2 separate regions of the Homo sapiens genome follow, and region 2 is linked to region 1. The links are chromatin contacts, found by Hi-C or POLR2A ChIA-PET in ENCODE. All regions are on one chromosome and are shown on one strand. The core of a region is the stretch at or near the end of the contact, and the rest is flanking DNA. Distances in the headings are between cores, read along the strand shown. Region 1 holds the start of BTBD9 (BTB domain containing 9). Region 2 overlaps LINC02520 (long intergenic non-protein coding RNA 2520).

Region 1 (5,373 bases), core at 1,527-4,026:
CTAAATCCAGTGAATGCTTTCCAGTTCTTGATATACTTGGCCTTTTTGTGGTCTCTGACTCTGTTGACCCCTCTCCATCTTGCTTGCTTGGCTTCAGAGGCATTAGGCTCACCTAGTTCTCCTTTTCTCTCTCTGGCCATTCTTCCTCAGACTTCTTTTTGGGCTTCTGATCATCTGCACCTCCTTTTAAAGTTAGTGCTCTCCAGGGGCCCTATCCTTGCCTCTCCTTATTATGTCTTCTGTATTTTCTCCCTGATTGATCTCATCCATGCCTCGGGCTTAAATTACCAATTATTAATTTATTTCTTCCAAATCTATTTTAACTCAACCTCTTTCCTCATTCATAGACCTGTACAGTTTGAGTGTTTATTGGACATTTTTCTCTAGATGTGGAGGTTCCATCAGGTCACAGTCATATTGCTATAGTCTCTGAGGGGACCTACTGAATTGTACCCTTCTTTTCCAGGTAATGGAGAAAGCTGCAGGAAACCAACTATTATCTTTATTACTGACTGTATCAGTTTCCTATTGCTGTTGTAACAAGTTAGCACAAACTTGGTACCTTAAAACATACAAGTTTCTTATCTCGCAGTTCTAGAAGTCAGAAGTCCTAAAATCAAGGTGTTGGCAGGGCTGTGTTCTTAGGGTGCTAGAGAAGAATCCATTTCCTTGCCTTCTCCCGCATCTACAATTTGCTTGCGTTTCTTGGGTCCATCTTCAAAGCCAACAGTATAGCATCTTCAAATCTCTGTCTGACCTCTGCTTCCATCATCACATCTCCTTCTCTGACTCTGACCCTCCTGCCTCCAGCCCAGTCAGACAATCCAGGATAATCTCCCTAGATACATCATTTAATCATATCTGCAAAGTCCCTTTTGCCACATAATATAACATATTCATGGGTTCTGAGTATTAGGGTGTGGTCATCCTTTTTTTTTTGGTTGGGGGGGATCATTATTCTGTGTAACACAGCTGACAAAGCTGGTATTAAATATTATCTGTGGACAGACAGCTTCCTAATGCCAAACTCTGGAATTAAATACATATACTCTCTTTGTAGCCCTGGACTAGGCACCCTTGTCCCTACCCACAGGCCCTGCTCCAGAAGAAACGGAAAAGAACACCAGGACAGTTCCCTGAAGATAGTTATCTTTTAAGAGAAAAAGAATGGGATAGATGCCACATGTCCAGTTTCTCCCATTTAAGTTCACCAATCAGGAAGTCACTCCTCTAGGCAAGAGTGAGTTGCAGACAGGTATAAGAGAAACCAGGAGAGTATTACACTAATGGATATCATTCCATATGGAAGAAAGACATTGTGAATGGAGAGTAAATGTTTCCCTAACAAACATATCCATATTTGAACTCATCATCATACTCCACATATCTGGTCATCCTCCTAAGAAATGTCACCATCACTATCTATAATAGTAACTTAGACACTTGTGGATAATCAAGACTCATGTAGCTTGCCATCTTGCTAAATGTTACCACTGTCTACCTCAGCACTCATGCTAGAAACCTGGCCTACTCATTTATCCGCACTCAGTGCTGTGAATTCTACCACCTTAATGGCGCTAACATCTATCCCCTCCTCTATTCCCACTGCCAATGCCTTGTTTAATGTTCTTATCACTTGTCTGGAGTACTGCAATGGCCTAAAAATGGGTCTCCCTGCCCCAAGCCTTGCTTTTCCTGACCATTTTCACTTTCTACTTTTACTCATGAAGCTTCCTTTGCCCGGAATTAAGTCCTTCCCAATTTGTCTCCTCCAACAACTGCAAGGGCGGTCCCCTAGCTTGCTCCAGCGTCGGGGATAACTGACTTTCCTACACCAGCTACAGTCAGACCTGCACCCGGATTTCTAGGACTCTTATCTATGTAGATAGATAAATACATTTTTTTGAGACAGTGTCTTGCTCTCACTGCAGAGGCTGGAGTGCAGCGGCGCGATCACGGTTCACTGCAATCTTGAACTCCCCAGGTTCAAGCGATCCTCCCACCTCAGCCCCCCGAGCATTTGTGACTACAGGCGCGCGCCAACATGCCCATTTAGTTTTTGTCTTTTTTGTAGAGACGGGGTTTCACTATGTTACCCAGGCTGGTGTCGAACTCCTGAGCTCAAGCGATCCGCCCACCTCGGCCTCCCAAAGTGCTGGGATTACAGGCTTGAGCCACCAAGTCAAATGGGCTTTATACTTACAAAGTACCTTTGCATACCTTATTTCATTTTCACCTCACAATTCTCCAGCGTAGGCTGGACCGGTATTATTATGCCCATTTACTGAGAGAGGAAACTGAGAGTCAAGGCTGGGCCAGTCACACCCTGCTGCGAAATTAACGAGCATCACTTAGCAGCCTCGACATTAACCGCGCTCGCGCTCTCATCCCTTTCTGGTCCTACTCCTTGGAGAACCTTCCTGCACCTCCAAGAACTTGCCGATCGGGTCTGCGGCGGTCTGGACGAGGTCACTCCACAGGCGCCCAGGACCTTCTCATCCGTAGTGACGTGCGCCGGTGACGCCATACAGTGACGTGTGGTGACTCGACTTACCCGGAGCCAGGTGCCGGCAGGGCAGCCACACCCTGGGGCCCCCTGTTCTGGAGGGGCAGAGGGTCGGGCCGATGCGAAAAAGCCGCGGAAGCTGCCTTAGGCGACTTTCTGGGCCTGCATCGCCGGACCCAGCAGCCCGCTGTCGATCGGTTGCTAAGTGACGCCAGCGCGCAGTGGCGCGTGCGCGGCCACGGCGGAGTGCGTGAAAGCGGACGCGCGCCGCAGCAGCCGGGGCGGCGGCGAGGACGGCGGCCACGGAAGCGGCCAAGGGGGCGGTGGCGCAGAGAGGGGTGCGGAGCGGGCGGAAGAGGCGTCTGTGTCGCAGCTTGGTCTCAGAGGAGCATCGCTGGGGTGAGTAGCCGGGTCCTTGCAGGGGAGGTGGGGCCTGGCCGCACCTGCGGCGCGGGGACGCGCGCCCCCGCCGTATCCGCGCGCACCGCCCCCCGCCCCTCCGCCGCTTTTTCCGGGGGCGGGGGAGGAGCTGGGACGGGGCCTGACGAGGGTCATTTCTTGGGCCCGGGTGCTCTGGGAGAGCGGTAGCCGTCCCGTTCGCAGTCCACGAAGGTGTAGTGGGAAGTAGACGTTTCGGGGATTCGGGGTGGCTCTACCAGCCTCCCAAAGAGAGGAGTTCGAATCAGGGGCAGCCCAGGTTCCCTAGCAGTCTCGTATCCTGTCTGAGACGACGTTGCCTGGGACTGAGGAGGCGAAACCCGGGACCCCGGGGTGGGGGTTTGGAAAGTTTGGGACTGCTGGGGCCCTCATCTCCCCTGCCCTGGCCAGCCTCTGAGTAGGAGCTGGTTGTTATGGAGAGAGTTGTGAATCAGTGCCTGCGTGCGGCATCAGACACACCCACGACCTTGGGAGGGCGACCTGTCAGTATAGATCCGGGGCAGCCAACCTGTTGCCTAGAGTTTCTAACTTCACATGTATGTGCATGTGTTTCCTTGGCGTTTTAGTACATTGTTGTTACAGATTTTGAGACCAAGGTGCTGATAGGCATCCTCATTTCTTACTTCCTCATAGACTTAGTTATCTTGCTATATTTCCCAGAACCGTGTTGTGCTTTTGTCATTAGTAGATCCAAGGAAGTATGGAAGCATGTTTTGTTTGTTTTTCCTAAAGGCAGTACAGGCTGCTATTTTCTGGGCAGAAAATACGGATTCTGTTCACTGTGTGGGCGGAAAGTGTTGATGATGGGAGAACCCAGCATGTAAAGGTGTAGCTCATCCTCAGCCCTGTGCTGTCTTCTCAGTGCTCTGGACTCTATCATGGGTAGATGTATAGGGGTTGTGGTTACCATACTTGGGAGCGAGGAATATTGGAGACAGGGAAGAAGCCAGTCTTTTCTTTCTGTTGATTAAGGCAATTTGTAGAACCAGTGAAAAGATAGGCTGTACTGAAATCTAATGTTTTGTGTAAGAGGATAGAGGAAAATAAGTTCAAGGTTCTCATTTAGGTCTAAAATTCTATGATTCTGTTTCATAACTGAGAATCTGTAAAGTATGTTACCTCTTGGAACCAGTAATAACCTTGCTTTGTAACACTTATTAGATTACTCGGAATTCAAAGTGTCTTCCTCCCTCCACTGTAATAGCTTTTAGGACAGGAGTCATCTGTGTTTTCCTCCTTGCCCTATGTCTAACACATAGGAAAAATGTGCTTGCCACAGAGTAGGCATGCAATGGATATTTGTTATATAGCACACTATGCTCAAGTGGTGTATCTATGTATAGAAAGCATTGAGTTCAGTCCATCAAGTACTTAATACATGTGCCTCCCTCTGCCCAGTATCATGATAGGTGTGGGAGGAGGATTATGGAGTGAAAAATGACATAGAAGACCTGTCTTTTTTTTCCCTTTGAGAGCAGTAGTCTAGCTAGGAGATGTATAAAATAATTATAAAACCAAGTTAAGTAGCAGGTAACCAGTGCTGTTTGAGGACTATAAATGTGGTAGAAAATCAGAAAAGATAGGATGTGTAGGCTGAGTTAGGGAACTCTTTGAAAGAGGCAAGATTTGACTTGGTCTCTGAAAGAAGTTAAAATTTGTTAGGAAATAAACCAGGAGCTGAGAAAATAATAATGTGAATTTGGTTGTTGGAGGATATACCAAGACGACTTTTATGTCTGGTAACTGGAGCGGAACGTCTCTTATAGGGGAATACTGGAGAGAGATGGCTTAGCAGGTTGGGAAGGCAAAGTGTTAAGGATTAAGGCGGGCTTATCAGCATCCCACTGTTAACAAGATACAGCCTTCTTGTAAGGTGGGATAGAGGTTGTATTAATCAGAGTACAGTCTTTGACAAGAATAAGTGTTATCCTTACTTGAAAGTAAAGGATATTACGCTTGAACCAATATCAGGTTGTTAATATACTTTTGATTTCAATTACTAATTGGAATCGATGCCTCACTAATGTGCATGTATTTTAGGTAGTCAGTGGTGCATGTCTCATTATCTAAAATCTACCTGATGTACTTGGGCCATTGTATTGGAAATTTACTGAAATGATGTACCAATAGTCATCCAGTCACACTCAGTGACATAGTTTTGCTTGGGATTATCTCTCTGAGGTTTGTCTTTACTGCTGATCCTGTAAAATATACAAATGTTAGTTGGGAAAGGAGTCTTTCTGATGAACGATGCTTAAAAATACTGACCAAAGAGATTTCAGAATAATTAAAGACCCTGCTGCTGAATATTGAACCCTTGGTCTTTATTTATAACATCTTCTGTTATGTGAAAATTCTTTTGAGTGGTATGTAAACCTGAAGTTGAATTGCTAACCAAGATGTGTAAAGTTACAACTGCAAATGTTGCA
Region 2 (5,373 bases), core at 1,193-3,692, 1.1 Mb after region 1:
CGAAAGAAGAATAAAACTGCTAAATTGCATGAGCCAATATTTGGAGTTGTACTACTCATGACCTACAGCTCATGCTAAAGCTAACTGATACAGACGCATCACTAGAAGCTCACAATCCGCTGGGGGAGGCACACAAAGAAAGAGACCAACCCATCCATCAGAGTGTGGTGAGGATGTGTAGACACAGAGTATTGTGGGAGGAAACGCAGGGGAGGGAACAGTGGGAGGGGATCTAGGAAGACTTCCTGGAGGGAGTGATATCTACATCAAGTCCCGAAGAATGGGGAGGCCTTTGGTGGGAGGTGGAGGGAAAGGGAAGACAGTGCTATAACTGAGATAGATACATGCAGAGAGTTGGGGAGTTCGGCGGGGGGGGGGGGGGTAAATTTTATCCCAAGGGACTGAGAAAGATTTTTCCAAAGTGAGTGGAACAAAGCTCTGAATGATGAGAAAGACTTAGACAGGTTGGGAGGAAGAACGTTCCTGGGTAAGGAACAGCAAGTGCAAAGGCAAAGAGGCCACGACTGGACATGGCTAGAGTGTGGTGTGCTCAGGGAGGGGGTAGGAATGATGGCAGATGTTGGGGAGGACTTGGAACTATACTGGGTGCTTCATATTTTAAGTGTGTAACACGCATTAGCTGGCTTACCCTCACGACCCTCCGAGCTAAGTGCAGTACTATCATAGCCTCCTTACACAGATACAGAAACCAGGCACAGGGAGATTAGGCTGCTTGCTCAAGGATGCACGGCAGTGCCCAGCAGGGCTAGGAGTGGAGCCTGGGCAGTGGGACTCCTCAGCCTGCATGCTCCACTCTCACAAGGCAGCGGGGTTTGAGGGCACCCACCGCCCCTTCCCTCTCCTGACCTGAGCACCCATGTCCACACCCAGCATCCTCCAAGGCCTCCTGTTCATCCATGCTGGCTTGTAGACCTATCAGGAGGTTTTAATATTGGACATGGAGGGAAAGGGAAACATAACAGCACCAGGGAGGCCCAGGGAAGTCCAGAGCAGCCAAAGAGAAAGGCGGATCTGAAAAGGGAAGCCTTGGGTTTACTCAGACATGGCCCTCTTTTCATTTCAGGGATGAGAGTTCCGTCAGGAAGCATCACATCACCCATCTTACATGTGTGATAAGGAGGTAGCAACTAATTATATACTAATGTGTTTCTTACATTGTCTCGTCTATAACCCTCACATCAGTCCTATGAGGCTGACAAGCTGACTCTCACTTTATGGATGAGATGAAGCACAGAAAGGGTAAGTAACTTGCCTGAGATTGCCCAGCTCATAAATGAGGGAGCCAGGATTCACGCCAGGTCTGCCTCATGCCAAGTCCACATTCATAGCCACCTCGCTCTTACAAGTCCTCAGGCAAGGCTCTTTCTACATCCGTGACAGAATTCTGTTCTGACACTGCGGCCTCCTCTCGCTTCTCCTCCCCTCCCCTCCATCCTGCTGCCACAATCTGTAGTCAGCATATGCCTCAGAAAGGCGACAAAGCCACAGACGTGTCCTCAGAGGTTTTTAAAAAAAATGTAGCATTATTATGCAAGAGCTGAGAGAATTGTTGCTAGAAACACCCCTCGCCTTACTTAATCCTGGCACGTTGGAAAACCCATCCGAAGACATGAATCTGAGCCTCTGGGGCACCGAAGACCTTGGACTGGTTTTCTCCTCCATCCCCTGCCTCTGGAAGGAGGCCTCTTAAATACGATCTGAGACAGAGAAGGGCCTCTCCTGAGAAGACATCTGTTACCCTTGCTCTATAGGGAGAGGCCCAAACCAGGAGTGCCCAGTTGCACAACTCCAGGGGCGCCATTCCCACACGGTACCGCGTGCCTGTGTCCTGCAGCTGCTGCAGGCAGCCTCCCTCCTCCCCGACTGCCCTCAGTCTCTCCAGTGCCCCATGGCCCAGTCCATCCTCCGGGAGTTTTGCACTGTCTCTAGGTCTGCCCGCTGCAGGCCTTGTGGCATCTTAAGCTCAAACCTGAGTCTGACGGATGGCTGGATGCTGGGCGGCACAGCGCGTCTGGAGTCCTTCCCGGGAGAAGCCCCAAGTACAGCCCAGTAAATCAATAAACAAATTAATAAGCAAATACTGCTGTCTGCTGAGCTGAACTAGGACTCCCGGGTGAACAGATTTAAAAATCAACAACAGACGGCCACAGGGCATGCCTGGACCGGGCACCATACCTTCGTGGAATTTTCAGAGGCTCCATCCCCCAGCCCATCACTCTCAGGACTAGAAACACGGTGGTGCGGGGGTGGGGGGACTCCTGATTTGGGGCTGGCAGGGAGCAGCACGGGACAGGCTGTTGTCTGGGAAAACCCCCCCGCCAGCTTCGACTCTCCCTCACTTGCTCTAGTCTGCTGCTTCCTGCCAAGAGGAGGGCTTGGTGCACTGCTGGCAGGACCTTTGATCTGGGTACCACAGATCATGATGTGACCAAGGAGCCTCAGTCACGTGGGGCACCAGTTAAGGGGGTTGGCCCTTCCTAGCTGACTCCCAGCCACACTGCAGCAGCTTCTGTTCACTTCTCAGCGGGCTGCAGAGGCAGGGAGGGGGAGGCCAGGTGGCACAGGACTGACCCCAGTGGATGCCACCTCATCACCCTGTTGGTGAGAGAGCAGGCAAGCAGGGCACATGGGCCTGGGGAAGACCACAAGGCCAGGTCCTCCAGGCAGGGAGGCTCTGGCAGAAACCTCTGTGCCAACCCCCTCCTTCCTGTCCCCGAATGCAGAGGCCTGCCCCTCCCCGCCCCAGTGCCCAGGAGGCCAGGGTCAGGAAGCAAACAGAAATGCCTGCATGCCTGCAAATAGACTCCAACCGATCTCAGGAGAATTTCCAGCCAGCAGGCCTGTGGCGCCCTTTGCTGAAAGGGCCTTCTGAATGCCCGAGTCTTCTCTTTTGTGCTCACAAATGCCACCCAATCGCAGCGGCCGCGAAGCTGCATAAATAAGGCAGAGAGAGTGTCTGCCTGGGGCGCTGGCCTCTGGGCTGCCTGCCAGGGCTGTCAGGCCGCCCAGACTTCAATACCAACAGACTTAAGGGACAAGAAAACAGCTCAGGTAAAGGCTTGGAAGCTCAGGAGGGAAGTGACCTGTCTTGTGAGGCGACGGAGATCAGTCTGCTCAGGGCCTTCTGATGCTAGGCTGTCGCTAGGCCCATGACCCGCAGGCTCTCCCCCACCGGGTGGGCACGAATGGTGCCCAGCAGCTGGGGAAGCAGGCCTCTCAAGCGTCACCCTGCTGCATCCCATATCTCATGCTGCTGATGAGCCAGGGTCCACACTTTCTTTTCCAGCCCACAGGGAGGGGGCTCATCAGGCTGCTAGAGCTCTCAGCAAACACTGCAGAAAGAAGGGAGGATGCTGCCGGGCATGGTGGCTCACGCCTGTAATCCCAGCACTGTGAGAGGCCAAGGCAGGCAGAACACTTGAGCCCAGGAGTTCGAGACCAGTCTGGTCAACAAGGCAAAACCCCGTCTCTACTAAAAATACAAAAATTAGCCGGGCTTGGTGGTGTGCACTATAGTCCCAGCTACCCGGGAGGCTGAGGCAGGAGAATTGCTTGAACCTGGGAGGCAGAGGTTGCAGTGAGCTGAGATCGTGCCATGGCACTCTAGCCTGGGCAACAGAGTGAGACTCTATCTCAAAAAAAAAAAAAAAAAAAAAAGCAAGGGAAGATGCCAGCCAGCCCCAAACACCCCAGGACGCTTGGAGAATTCTGGCCATGAAACTCACCTGCTGGGAAACTCTGGTGACCCACTAGGCCCACAGAACATTGTCAAGACCTTTGAGAACATTCTAACGTTCCTCCACAGAGTCTAGCAGTCATTGGTATATGCTGTGTCCCAAAGCACCTTTGAGGAAGGTGTCAGGTGGTGACACTGAGGAAGACAGATATGGTTCCTGCCTTCCCGGAGTTGCAGTGAGGGAATCCGGGCTCTCAGATTCACAAGGCGGAGTGTGGTTTTGCTGGGCCTGGAAGGCTATGGTGCATCTCATGGGCTGGGGCAGCAACTCATTGCAGGTGGTGGGGAGGGAGAGAGAGAAGGAAGCCAGCCTGCTGGGGGTTGTCTGGGCAAACAGAAACCTCTCCCTCTCCCGCCTCCAGGCTGGCCGGGAGAAAGGCGCAGCCCCAGGCCCTGAGTCTGCCTCCCAGGCTGCCTGCCCTAGGGCACTGCTCATTAATTACCACAGTGCCGCCAAGATAGCCCTGGCCTGGACTCAGTCCCACACCAATTGCCATGTGAGAGGAAAAGAACTGGAATTTGGGGAAAATGACAGAGAAAAAAGAGATCGGCTTCAAGGGAACAGGCCCTGAGTGTAACTTTCTTTCTGGCCCTGGGGAAGACAAGAAGCTGCACAATGTGGATTGGAGCACAGGTCCTGGGGCAAGTCCTGGCTCTCCTCTACATGCTGTGTGGCTTTGGGTGAGTCACTTGACCTCTCTGTGCTTCAGTGTCCTTGTTTGTAAAATGAAAGTAAAGACAATACCAGTGTTCACAAGGCTGTTGTGAGGATTAAATGAGTGAATGCATATTCAGTGCTTAGAGCTGCTCCCAGCACATACGAAGAGCTATATACGTGTGACTCATGATTACTCTCAGCGAACAAGGTGGCTGGGCCTCCCCAGGGAGGCAGGCACTCTGGGCTGGACCACTTCAGCCTTGTAGGGATGGGCTAAGAGGAGTGAGAAGAAAAGACAGTGAGGGAGGTAGCCCTGGAGCTACAGGCAGCCCCACCTCCTGGATGAACAATGGAAGAAAAGGGAACCCACTGGTCCCAGATCGGTGTGCAGTGTGACACGGCCACATGCACCTTTTACATGTGTATACACTCATATAATCACCATGCAGATCAAGATAATGTTCCCATCACCCCAGAGTGCTCCTTCAGGGCACTGGCCTTTGAACATGGTGTTCCTCAAAGCAGGAAAAATACACCCCCACGGGGCATGAAAGAATCTATTGGGGGCAGAAGAAATGGAATAGAACTTCCACTTCTATCTATTTTACCACATGCTTTTCAACGCCCCTTTTTCTGTATACTTTATAATGCACATATTAGCACAATTGCACATTTAGAATTTACTAATAAATAAGTGTACATTTGCTAGGGATACACGCTGAGTATCTCCTGCTTACCCTTGGTTCTTCACCTCCTCCACCCTGCTCTGAGGCTGCCCTGCGTGGTCCCCATCACTCGGGCTCCCTGCCCGCAGGTGTCAGGTAGGATTTGGCTAAGGGGAGGCTCGGGAGATCAGAGGACACTGGCAAAGTGCAGTTGGGGAATTGATTCCACCGCTCCATCCCTGCAGGGCACTGCAGGCAACTCTTTCCTGGAAGCTGCTTACAAGTTGACTCTC

Evidence for each region. A loop is a pair of places that touch in the nucleus more often than their neighbours do. ChIA-PET counts read pairs that join two places held with the same protein, here RNA polymerase II (POLR2A). Pooled maps may share reads with other maps.
Region 2: a loop to region 1 is called in a pooled map, with 5 times the contacts of the local background. The contact joins the enhancer-like site here to the promoter of BTBD9 in region 1. A Hi-C loop is called at or near these places in 5 of 50 pooled maps. POLR2A ChIA-PET finds 5 or more read pairs at or near these places in 2 of 52 experiments (CD4-positive, alpha-beta T cell and T-cell).

What each region holds. Positions count from the first base shown.
Region 1 is chr6:38,637,332-38,642,704 of GRCh38, reverse strand. It overlaps BTBD9 (BTB domain containing 9), which reads left to right and starts at 2,776. Exons shown (of 11, transcript NM_001099272.2): 1 at 2,776-2,905. It overlaps LOC105375044 (a long non-coding RNA gene), which reads right to left and starts at 2,310. Exons shown (of 3, transcript XR_926767.4): 1 at 2,221-2,310. RefSeq lists enhancers at 2,434-2,513, 2,314-2,814 and a silencer at 2,914-3,113.
Region 2 is chr6:37,513,765-37,519,137 of GRCh38, reverse strand. The region is part of intron 1 of LINC02520 (long intergenic non-protein coding RNA 2520); the gene reads right to left. Among named protein-coding and RNA genes, the nearest start is that of LINC02520, 9.1 kb to the right of the region's middle. RefSeq lists enhancers at 1,854-2,233, 2,324-2,373, 2,246-3,030, 3,031-3,815, 5,086-5,373. Within about 2 kb of position 2,442, at least 20 of the 41 ENCODE cell types and tissues checked have a DNase peak (open chromatin) inside an H3K27ac peak, as active enhancers do; they include CD4-positive, alpha-beta T cell, where a contact is called at or near this core.